Regions from separate parts of the Homo sapiens genome. Here regions 1 and 2 are each linked to region 3. A link is a contact called in ENCODE Hi-C or POLR2A ChIA-PET data. All regions are on one chromosome and are shown on one strand. Each heading gives the region's core, a stretch centred on a gene start or an enhancer-like site at or near the end of the contact. The rest is flanking DNA. Distances are from core to core; before and after follow the strand shown.

The links. A loop is a pair of places that touch in the nucleus more often than their neighbours do. ChIA-PET counts read pairs that join two places held with the same protein, here RNA polymerase II (POLR2A). Pooled maps may share reads with other maps.
Region 1: a pooled map shows a loop between it and region 3 (13-fold over the local background). The contact joins the promoter of DDX39A here to the promoter of JUND in region 3. A Hi-C loop is called at or near these places in 1 of 50 pooled maps. POLR2A ChIA-PET finds 5 or more read pairs at or near these places in 4 of 52 experiments (AG04449, WTC11, activated B cell and 1 more).
Region 2: a loop to region 3 is called in a map of naive thymus-derived CD4-positive, alpha-beta T cell, with 17 times the contacts of the local background. The contact joins the promoter of TECR here to the promoter of JUND in region 3. A Hi-C loop is called at or near these places in 1 of 168 maps with a recorded cell type or tissue (naive thymus-derived CD4-positive, alpha-beta T cell) and 7 of 50 pooled maps. POLR2A ChIA-PET finds 5 or more read pairs at or near these places in 1 of 52 experiments (HEK293).

What each region holds. Positions count from the first base shown.
Region 1 is chr19:14,417,140-14,420,590 of GRCh38, forward strand. DDX39A (DExD-box helicase 39A) reads right to left here and starts at 2,202. Exons shown (of 11, transcript NM_005804.4): 1 at 2,131-2,202. RefSeq lists enhancers at 782-831, 1,202-1,261, 1,672-1,811 and a silencer at 1,932-2,031.
Region 2 is chr19:14,528,052-14,531,907 of GRCh38, forward strand. TECR (trans-2,3-enoyl-CoA reductase) reads left to right here and starts at 1,543. Exons shown (of 13, transcript NM_138501.6): 1 at 1,543-1,660. The coding sequence starts at 1,646. MIR639 (microRNA 639) reads left to right here and starts at 1,492; the gene lies at 1,492-1,589. It also overlaps a transcript of DNAJB1 not described here. RefSeq lists enhancers at 1,287-1,871, 2,235-2,294 and a silencer at 1,345-1,634.
Region 3 is chr19:18,280,022-18,283,716 of GRCh38, forward strand. JUND (JunD proto-oncogene, AP-1 transcription factor subunit) reads right to left here and starts at 1,601. Exons shown (of 1, transcript NM_005354.6): 1 at 1-1,601. The coding sequence starts at 1,463. The coding sequence ends at 420. It overlaps MIR3188 (microRNA 3188), which reads left to right and starts at 2,056; the gene lies at 2,056-2,140. LOC124904652 (a long non-coding RNA gene) reads left to right here and starts at 2,071. Exons shown (of 2, transcript XR_007067154.1): 1 at 2,071-3,109. RefSeq lists silencers at 190-499, 1,080-2,079 and an enhancer at 735-1,586.

The sequences.
Region 1 (3,451 bases), core at 952-3,451, 3.9 Mb before region 3:
AGAAGTAACCAGGGTAGGGGCGTGAGGTAAGGAAAGAAAGGGTGGGACATGCCAAAAGACAGGAACATCCCCTGACCAATCCATGGGTAGAGAAAAGCCACAGTCTATTCTGGGCTCCAAATCTAGGTGGCCAAGAGATGGTGTATTTTAAGGAAATAAAGCAAAGTTGTTTTGTTGGTGGGGAAATAAATTTGGGGCAGGCCCGGCATGGTGCCTCACTTCTGTAATCCCAGCACTTTGAGAAGCCAGCGTGGGAGGATGGCTTGAGCCCAGGAGTTCGAGACCAACCTGGACAATAAGTCGAGACCGCGTCTATACAAAAACAATTTTTAAAAAAGTAGCCGGGTGGGTGGGGGGAGGGGGGAGGGACAGCATTAGGAGATATACCTAATGCAAATGACGAGTTAACGGGTCCAGCACACCAACATGGCACATGTATACATATGTAACAAACCTGCACGTTGTGCACATGTACCCTAAAACTTAAAAAAACTTAAAAAACACATAGCCCAAGGGGCACCTTCTATGTAGCAAAGGCTAAAAAATAAATAAGTAGAAATTAAAAAAAGAAAAAAATTAGCCCGGTGTGGTGGCATGGGCCTGTAGTCCCAGCTACTTGGGAGGCTGTGCCGGGAGGATCGCTTGAGCCAGGAGGTCGAGGCTGCCAGTGATGGCGCCATGGCATTCCAGCCTGGGTGACAGAGGGAGACCCTTTCTCAAGAAAAATAAATTTAAAAAAAGAAATTGGGGCCCAGCGTGGTGGCTCATGCCTGTAATCCCAGCACTTTGGGAGGCGAAGCGGGCGGATCACTTGAAGTCGGGAATTAGAGACAAGCCTGGGCAACATGGTGAAACCCCGTCTCTACTACAAATACAAAAATTAGCCGGATGTGCTTGCTTGAACCCGGAAGACGGAGGCTGCAGTGAGCCGAGATAGTGTCACTGCACTCCAGCCTGGGCGACAGAGCAAGGCTCTGTCTCAAAAAAAAAAAAAAAAAAAAAAAAAGAGAGAGAGAGATAAATAAATTGGGGTGAACCGAATCTGCTAAGATAAAATTTTCGAGAAACCGGGCTGGACAGGATCTAAAGCTCAAAACTGATTAGATCAGGAAAGGATCCGGCGGGGTTTTCCCCGCCCAAAGTGGGTGGCCATGACCGCTAAGGCGCCAGGAGCGCATGAACTTGAAAGGTGACAGCGGGGAACTCACAACCCAGACACGCCACGTGTACCCAGTTACCCTCAAGTGTCCCCAGGCAGGCTTTCCACCCCGGAGTTTATTCCCACCTGGGGACTCCTATTTCCAAAAGAAAATCTTTTTTTCATTCTGTTTTTTTTGAGGCAGAATCTCGCTCTGTCACCCAGGCTGGAGTGCAGTGTCGCGATCTCGGCTCACTGTAACCTCCACCTCCCGGGTTCAAGCGATTCTCGTGCCTCAGCCTCCCGAGTAGCTGGGACCACAGGCGCTCGCCACCACGCTCGGCTGATTTTTTTTTGTATTTTGAGTAGAGACGAGGTTTCACCATGTTGGCCAGGCTGGTCTCGAACTCCTGACCTCAAGTGATCCGCCCTCCTTGGTCTCTCCCAAAGTACTGAGATTACAAGAGCCACCGCGCCCGGCCTTCCAAAATAAAGTCTTATTTGCTCTAAATCTCAGAATCCCGAATCCCGTAAAAAGTAGACCAAGAAGAAGGTAGACTGGGAAAGGGATCAAGTCCCTCGGACCCAAAGAAACCCCTGACAACTGAAAGCTCCAACTTCTCCCACCCAGGCCCCAGACCCCGGCGTCACCCCCTCGTCCCTCTCCAAATGGCCCCAGGCCGCCGCGGGGTCTATTCGGACGAACTGACAGACTCCAAGTGGGGCTCGGAGCGCCGTAGGCCATGACAGCCCCTCCGAGAAGCGGGCCCCGAGCCCCGAGCACCGCGCGCCAACGGCTGGCCCACCCCTAGCGCATGCGCCCCGGTGCCCAACGGCCAACACACAGCGCTCTGACACACCAACCGCCCCGCCCCCACCGTCTCGCGACCCTTTCTCCCCCTCCCCTTAGATCCCAACGTCTCCCCTCGTCCTCTCGCTCTCAGTTCAGACGTCCCCACACCGCGGCCCCGCGCCCGGGATCCGCTGCTCACCTGGCTCCCCGTTCTTCTCCGCGCGCTGCTAAGAGACACTTCCAACTTCGGTTTTCCGCCGGGCGCTCAGACACGAGTTGCTGCGCTTCCTGCCTCTTGCGTCGGGCTGCTGCTCTGCTGACTGGGCCGCTGCCTTTTCATTCAAGAGAGGCCGAAGCGGTGATTGGGTCCTGTGGAAGGGACCGGGAGATTATTGGCGGAGACGGGAAGAAAGAGGGCGTGCCTTACGCCTCGCGTTTATTGGTCAATCTAAAAGTAGGCGCGCCCCAGTGAGCCGACAGACTGGCTCCGACAGCGCGCGGTCTCGTGATCTGGGTGTGGTGCTCGGTGGGAGCCGCCATGTTTAGTACTGATAACTGAAGACCGGATGATTGCGTTTTGGCGTGTGCCCCACCTTTTCGAAGAGTGGCGTCTGCGCTGGGCGCTGAAACCAGAACTGTCCCAGTTGCTATCAATCTGCGGCCTGGGGGTCCTCCACAGTGTAGGCTCTGAAAAGAATAGGGAGCTTGGAATGACTCAAATGGACAGAACATTTTGCAGTATTTGGATTTCTATCGCTCCACGATAGTTTTGTCTCCTTGATTTTCACGTTAGTAGAAGCATGCAATAGGTTGTCTTTTGTGTCTGACTTTTGCTCAACAAAGCTGTTTTTTTGAGACGGAGTCTGGCTCTGTCACCTAGGCTGGAGTGCAGTGGCGCGATCTCTGCTCACCACAACCTCCGCCTCTCGGGTTCAAGCGATTCTCCTGCCTCAGCCTCCTGAGTAGCTGGGACTGCTGGCGCCCGCCACCACACCTGGCTAATTTTCATATTTTTAGTAGAGAGGGGTTTCGCCATGTTGGCCAGGCTGGTCTCGAACTCCTGGCCTCATGTGATCTGCCCATCTCCGCCTCCCAAAGTGCTGGGATTACATGAGCCACCCTGCCTGGCCGCAGCAAAGTGTTTTTGAGAGTTGTCCATGTTGTGGGGATATCAACAGCTCGTTATTTTTTACTGCTGAGTGGTATTTCATTGTGTGGCTATACTATAATGTAGCCAATATAGTTTCACTCACCTGTTCTTGGCCAATTGATTGTTTCCGGTCTTTGGCCACTGTTAATAGAGCTTGTACTGTAAGAGTATTTTGGGGAAGATAAATTTTCATTTCTTTTAAATACTTAGGAGTGGCATGGTGGCATGGTCACTAAGCTTTATTAGATCCTGGCAGATTTATTTTCCTATCATCCTTCCTCCCTCTTTCCCTCCACTTTCTTCTTTCTTTCTTCAGGGTGTCACTCTTGTTACCTATCATGCCCAGCTAATTTTTAAAAATTTGGTAAAG
Region 2 (3,856 bases), core at 293-2,792, 3.8 Mb before region 3:
TTTTGTATTTTTAGTAGAGACAGGGTTTCACCACGTTGTCCAGGCTGGTCTTGAATTCCTGACCTCATGTGATCTGCCTGTCTTGGCCTCCCGAAGTGCTGGGATTACAGGTGTGAGCCACCGTGCCTGGCCAGAAATTTATGTGTTTTTCATTTACAGCACATCTCAATTTGGACCAGTCCCATTTCTTTTTCTTTTTTCTTTTTTTTTTTTTGAGACGGTCTGTTGCTCAGGCTGGAGTGTAGTGGCGAGATCTTGGCTCACTGCAACCTCCGCCTCCCGGGTTCAAGCAATTCTTCTGCCTCAGCCTCCTGATTAGCTGGGACTACAGGTGTGTACCACCACGCCCGGCTAATTTTTGTATTTTTAGTAGCGATGAGGTTTCACCATATCTGCCAGGCTGGTCTCGAACTCCTCACCTCGTGATCTGCCCCCCTCGGCCTCCCAAGGTGCTAGGATTACAGGTGTGAGCCATCGTTCCCGGCCTGGACCAGCCCCATTTCAAGGGCTCAGTGGCCCCATTGGAGCCACTAGACACGATTCTGGACGTCAGGCAGAGACCAATGTAGTTCCCCTGTCCATAGGGCGGAGCAAAGTGTGGAGGGGGGCCGGGCGGGGTGGCTCAGGCCTGTAATCCTAGCACTTTGGGAGGCTGAGGCGGGAGGATCACCTGAGGTCAGGAGTTCAAGACCAGCCTGGCCAACCATGGGGAAACCCCGTCTCTACTAAAAAAAATACAAAAATTAGTCGGGCGTGGTGGCGGGTGCCTGTAATCTCATCTACTTGGGAGGCTGAGGCATGAGAATCGCTTGAACCCGGGAGGCGGAGGTTGCGTGAGCCGTCATTGCGCCACTGCACTCCAGCTGGGGGACAGAACGAGATTGTTTCAAAAACAAAACAAAACAGAAAAACAAAGTGGGGCGGGGCTTTCATTAAAAACGGCAGTGAAGCCACCCCAGAATGGGGCTGGGGCTCAAGGTTCTTGCAGGTTGGGGGTTCCCAAATGGGGAGCTTTTCGCGACTCCGTTTCGCCTTTCCTTCCCTCCCACTCAAGAGTCTCCTCCCATAGTGACCTCCTCGCCAACCAGACTCCGCAGCCCGCGACCCCAGCCCCTAGCCCTCTCCTGCTGTTCCCGGTGTACCCCGGGGGCCGCCCACCTCAGAATTTACCCCTTCGGCGCCGCCTGTCATGTGGATGCTGCCTTGCCTGTCACTCAACTTCTTACCCCGCCCCCGCGTCTGGCCTAACCGTCGCTTACCTTGGTTTCCACAGCGACGCCATCAGGGGGCGTGGCAAAGGGACGCGCGGGGCAGAGACCTCCTTTGGATTGGTGGATGGTCAAGCCCCTTCTCTTTAGCCCCTCCTACAGGCGTTCCGCCCCCTTCGATTGGTCTCGCAAGTTGATTGGTCAATCCCCTGGTGCTAGTCCTAGTCTTGGTTCGGACCGGCCCCAAGGAGCAGGGGCGAACGTGGGCGCCTCGTGCCCTGATTGGCCGACGGGGCGCGCGCGGCCTGGAGGGGCGGGGCGGACGCAGAGCCGCGTTTAGTCTATCGCTGCGGTTGCGAGCGCTGTAGGGAGCCTGTGCTGTGCCGCGCAGTTAGGCAGCAGCAGCCGCGGAGCAGTAGCCGCCGTGGGAGGGAGCCATGAAGCATTACGAGGTAAGAAGCGAGAAACAGGGGCCGTGTGGCCACTGCTGACCCATTCTTTTTCCTTCTTTGCGGGACCACGGGACCCCACTTTCTGGTCCTGTGCCCCGAAGGAAGAGCCAGACGGCGCAGGCGCAGTGGGCAAGCGTTGCGCCCCGGGCCACTCGTAAATTCCAATGCGCATGTGCGCAGGAAGTATTTATAAATCTGCAACCCAGGCTGTTTTGGGGGTACTTTTTCTTGGGGGTCTCTGCAGGGGCTGGGACGCTTGCAGGTTCCTTGCAGCTCCCCCAGCGGGCTGAGTTGCAGACTTTGTCATGGGAGCCACGAAGGTGCGGGACCCTTGCTCCCAATCCGAGGGAGTCTTGCACAAATCTTGCGCCACGCCGCCGTCACCAGCGTAGGAAGGGGCTTTGCTATCAGTATTCTTGTGTACGACCTTTGGACCCCTTCCCTCGCCCGGGACGTTCCCGGGAGACTTAGGCGGTGAGGGAGGTGCAGCTCCACGGCTGGCTTTCGCAGAGCAGCGAAGCTGATCTTGCTTTCTGGTTATCAAAGAGGTCATCTACGTCAACCCTTGGGTGTCACCAAGGAGAAATCTTATACCCACCCACAGCCACTCTTGAAGCCCAAGTCTTCTGACTCCTAACTTGGGTCTCTTTTTCCCTTAAAACGAAGTCTTCTGATGTGCTTATCGCCCTAGGTGATAATATAATATTAATAATTCAACCAATTATCCCTGAATTATTGCTGACTTTTAAGTAACTATCATCAAATAATAAAATTTGTTATTAAAATTCAAAATAACAATTTAGCAAGTGCTTACTCTTGTGCTGGTGAGATTCTGTTACCTTGTATAAGAACTATTATTATTCCTGTTTGTAAGGATGAATAAAGTCTCAGAGATATAAAGTGACTTGTTCAAAGGCCCCTAGTTAGTAAATGCAAAACAGATAGGGGAACTCAGGACGCCAAGGTCTTAGTTCCTAGCCACTATGCCATGCTGGTCCTCAAATGAAAAATAGCAGGTCGAGCGATTTCTTGTTTCTCACTTCCCCTCCAATTTAAAAAATTCTGGCAAAATACACATAAAATTTACCATCTTGACTATTTTTAAGTGTGCAGTTCAGTGGCATTAAGAACATTCACATTGTTGTGCAACCATCACCACCACCCATCTCCAGAACTCTTTGCATCTTGGAAAACAGAAGCTGTAGACGTTAAATACTAACTCCCCATTCCTCTCCACCTCCACCTCTGGCAGCCACCATTCTACTCAGCCACCATTCCGTCTTAATGAATTGACTACTCTAGGTACCTTGGATACGTAGAAGGATTTTTTTTTTCTTTTGGAGACAGAGTTTCGGTCTTATTGCCCGGGCTGGAGTGCAATGGCGCGATCTCGGCCTACTGCAAACTCCGCCTCCTGGGTTTAAGCGATTCTCCTGCCTCAGCCTCCTGAATAGCTGGGATTACAGGTGACCGCCACCATGCCCGGCTAATTTTTTGTATTTTTAGTAGAGATGGGGGTTTCACCATGTTGACCAGGCTGGCCTCAAACTCTTGACCTCAAGTGATTTGCCCTCCTCGGCCTCCCAAAGTACTGGGATTACAGGTGTGAGCTAGTGCGCCCGGCTGTTTGTTTTTATTGACAAGTTGAATATTACTACCTCTGCCTCCTGCCCCCTTTATTGCTACTATTTTTGGAAATTTACCCACAATCCTTTGAAGCCTTTTTTTGAGACGGAGTTTCGCTCTTGTTGAGTACGCTGGAGTGCAATGGCGTGATCTTGGCTCACCGCAACCTCCACCTCCCGGGTTCAAGTGATTCTCCTGCCCCAGCCTCCTGAGTAGCCGGAATTACAGTCATGAGCCACCATGCCCGGCTAATTTTGTATTTTTAGTAGAGACAGGGTTTCTCCATGTTGGTCAGGCTGGTCTCGAACTCCCGACCTCAGGTGATCCACCCACCTTGGCCTCCCAGAGTGCTGGGATTACAGGCATGAGCCACGGTGCCTAGCCCCTTAGAAGCCTTTAACCCACAAATCCTGTAATTTTTGACATGGTATCAAGAATGAGGAGGTTTGTATTCAATAATCTCTGTCATTTAAGTTTTCATTCTAGAATGAAGTTCTGATGTGGATTCCCCTCTCAAACTCTATATCTAAACCTGTAGTCCCACTACTGTAGTCTCAGCTACTCGGGAGG
Region 3 (3,695 bases), core at 351-2,850:
AATCGAACACTCTGTTCTTCTCTCTTCCAAAGAAAAAAAAAAAAAAGTAAAAGTAAAGGAAAGGCAGGGTTTGAGGCTGCGCCCCCTCGGAGCCCCCTTCCGCGGCGCGGTGTACAAAGGGGCAGCCGAGACGCGCGGGTTTGTGCAACACGGGGCGGCCGCGCGGGGGAAAGAGGCAGCGCGAGGGCGGGGGGGTCATGCGCTCGCCCCCCCGGGAGCAGGGGGTCCAGCTTGTCGAGTCCTGGGCACCCTCGGGGGGGGGGAATCCCCGGGGGCCGCGCCCTCTCTGAGTTCCTGGGCACACTCGGGGAGGGGGGGTCCCCAGGGCCGCACCCTCTCCAAGTCCGGGGCGCCCACGACACCCCCCCGCGAGCCCGCCCCTTGGGGAGGGTGGCCGCGCATGCGCCCCGCGCGCGGACTCAGTACGCGGGCACCTGGTGCTGGGGCAGCAGCTGGCAGCCGCTGTTGACGTGGCTGAGGACTTTCTGCTTGAGCTGCGCCACCTGCTCGCGCAGCAGGCTCGCCGTGGACGCCAGCTCCGTGTTCTGACTCTTGAGGGTCTTCACTTTCTCTTCCAGGCGCGAGATGCGCTCCAGCTTGCGCTTGCGGCACTTGGAGGCGGCGATGCGGTTGCGCAGCCGCTTGCGCTCCGCCTTGATGCGCTCCTGCGTGTCCATGTCGATGGGCGACAACGGCGGGCTCTCGCCGAAGCTCGGCACGTCGGGCACCGTCTGTGGCTCGTCCTTGAGCGCAGCCAGGCGCGGCGGCCCCAACGCGCCTGGGGGTGGCGGCGGCGGGAAGGGCACAGGTTCGGCAGCGAAGGCGACCGTCGCGGCGCCCCCCGCGCCCCCGGCGCCGCCCGCGTAGCTGCTCAGGTTCGCGTAGACAGGCGCTTCGGGCGCGGCCGCCGCCGGGGCCAGCTCGCCGGGGGGCGCGGAGCCCGTGGCCGTGCCCGAGGGCCCCCCGGCGGCGGCGGCGGCGGCGGCAGCGGCCGCGCCCGCGCCGAGCTGGTTCTGCTTGTGTAAATCCTCCAGGGCCTTGACGAAGCCCTCGGCGAACTCCTGCTCCTCGCTGGCCGCCACCTTGGGGTAGAGGAACTGTGAGCTCGTCGGCGTGGTGGTGACCAGCCCGTTGGACTGGATGATGAGGCGCTCGAGCTCGGGGGAGGCCAGCTTCAGCAGCCCCAGGTCGGGAGAGGCGAGCAGGCCGTCGGGGGGTGCCGCGCTGGGGGCGCCGTCGGCGCGCAGGGGGGTAGGAGGCGGCGCGGCCGCAGGCTTGAGCGCTGCCGCCACCTGCTCACTCAGGCTCAGCGTCAGCGCGTCCTTCTTCATCATGCTGCCGGCCGCGGCCGTCGGGGGCGCCCCGGGGAACAAGCGGCCCGGGGACGCGAAGCTGCCGCCGCTGCCACTGGCGCCGCCGCCCAGGCCGCTCAGCGCCTCATCGCCGTAGAAGGGTGTTTCCATCCTCCGCCTCCCCCGCCGCGCCGGCCCGGGGGGGAGTGGCCGCGGCCTCCCGGGGGGCCCGCGCCCCCCCGTCCGCTCGGCCCTGCGCCCGCCCCGGCCGCGGCCGCAGCGCCCGGCCCTCCACTGGCGGCGGCTCCTGCGCCGCGCCACTTGTGCGCCCTCTTATAGCCTCGGCTCGGCGCGATGAGCTCACCGCCCCCGTTCGCCATTGGGTGCGGGTGACGTCGCTCATTTGCATGGAGGGGCGGGGCCAAGCCGCCGACGCCCGCCCGGCCGCCGTTGCCCCGGCGACGCGCGGTAAACGCCACAACAGCGCGCTGCCTTGTGGGTTGACGTCATGGGGGCGGCCGCGCGCCCGGGCCGGGTCACCCCGCCCCGGGACCGCTGTGTACGACCGATCTCCCCGGCGCCGCCTCCGCCAAGGCACGTCCCGGGTGGCGTGATGGGCCCGGGCCACCAGGCGCCCGCCCGCCCCGAGGCCCCGCCCCGTGTCCGCGCGTGGGGCCCCGGCCGGGCGGGGGCGGGGGCGGGGGCGGTGCCGGCCTCCGGGGACTGGAGGGGGATGGGGTCCCGCATGGCTAAATAACTCCTTGGCGCCTCCTGCTCTGCTGTGCCGCCAGGGCCTCCCCTAGCGCGCCTTCTGGAGAGGCTTTGTGCGGATACGGGGCTGGAGGCCTGGTGGGGCTGTGTCCGGGGGCTCGCCGGGGGTGTGGGGAGGTCTGCGTTCCTCACCCTCCCTCCTTCCTTCCCTCCCTCCCTCCACCCCGCGTGTGATTGCTCAGGAAGAGACGGGAGGGGAGAGGAGGGTCGCCAGAAGTTGCTGAAAGCGCTTGGATCCTGATCATTTTCACTGAGTGCGTTCTAGAACCAGGAGTCCTACTTCCTGCCTTTACAGATGGGAAACTGGGCTCAGAGAGGTGGAGTGACCATCCCCCGAGAGTTAGCTAGGAGTCACAGCAGGGCCCGGGCTGTGACTAGGCCTGAGCTCTTGTCCACCCTTAGAACCCTAGAACCTGGGAGTCCAGGCCCCTGCGCAGCCCCTTCCTTCCGCCGCCCACGTTTTAACCCCAGGTCTGCCAGGGCTGTGATGTCCTGGGCGAGGGTGCCCAACTCCAGGGGCTGGGCTGATGAGGCAGGAATGCCGGGTATAATTATTACATGCTTGTTACCACTATCATGGCTGTTAGGGCTTAATGAGCCACTATTAAGACTGGCTGGGAAGGGGGTGTGAGGGAGGAGAGATGGACCCACCCCACCAATACTCACAAGGGATCCTTAGGACATCTGGATCTGACCTACAGCCTCTGCATGCACCCCTCCAGCTCCCCACCTCTGTCTGAATGGAGCCCACACCCTCCTTTCCCTGACCTCCTTCCCCTCACTCTCTCTGATCCTTGGCCTCCCAGTTGCAGGACTAATCGTACCTCTGGGCCTTTGCACGTGCTATGCTCTCTGCTTGGTACTCCCTTCCCCCAGTGCAAAGATGTGTCTTCAGGAAGTGCCCCACCCTCAGACTTTACTCCTTTATTGTAGCCTCTGAATCTGCCAGAATGATGGAGTGGACCATAGTCCCTGAAGGTCAGGGACATTGCCTATGCTGAGCCTGCTGACAGGGCCTCGCATAGAATGGATGCTCAGTATTAAAGGTGAATGCGGGGCTGGGTGTGGTGGCTCATGCCTGTAATCCCAGCACTTTGGGAGGCCGAGGCAGGCAGATCACTTGAGGTCAGCAGTTCAAGACCAGACTGGCCGAAATACAAAAATACAAAAAAAAAAAAAAATACGAAAATTAACCGGGTGTGGTGGTGTGCACCTGTAATCCCAGCTACTCAGGAGGCTGAGACATGAGAATCGCTTGAACCCGGGAGGCAGAGGTTGCAGTGAGCTGAGATTGTGCCACTGCACTCCAGCCTGGGAGACAGAGTGAGACTCCAGTCTCAAAAAAAAATAAAAAATAAAGGTGAATGCAACAAAAGGTTGCTTGTGTGGGTGGTCTCTAGCCTCAGTTTGTCTGCCTGGCCAGTGGGCATGCGTTACTCCTTTTCTATCCTCCTTACTCACCTGGCTCTGCCCCCAACTGGGGCATGAAGGCCATAAGGGAGGCTGTCCTCATCACCAAGAGAGGTGGCCTGTCGGCCACACGCGGTGACTCCTGCCTGTAATCCCAGCACTTTGGAAGTCTGAGGCAGGCATTTGAGGTCAGGAGTTTGAGACCAGCCTGACCATCATGGT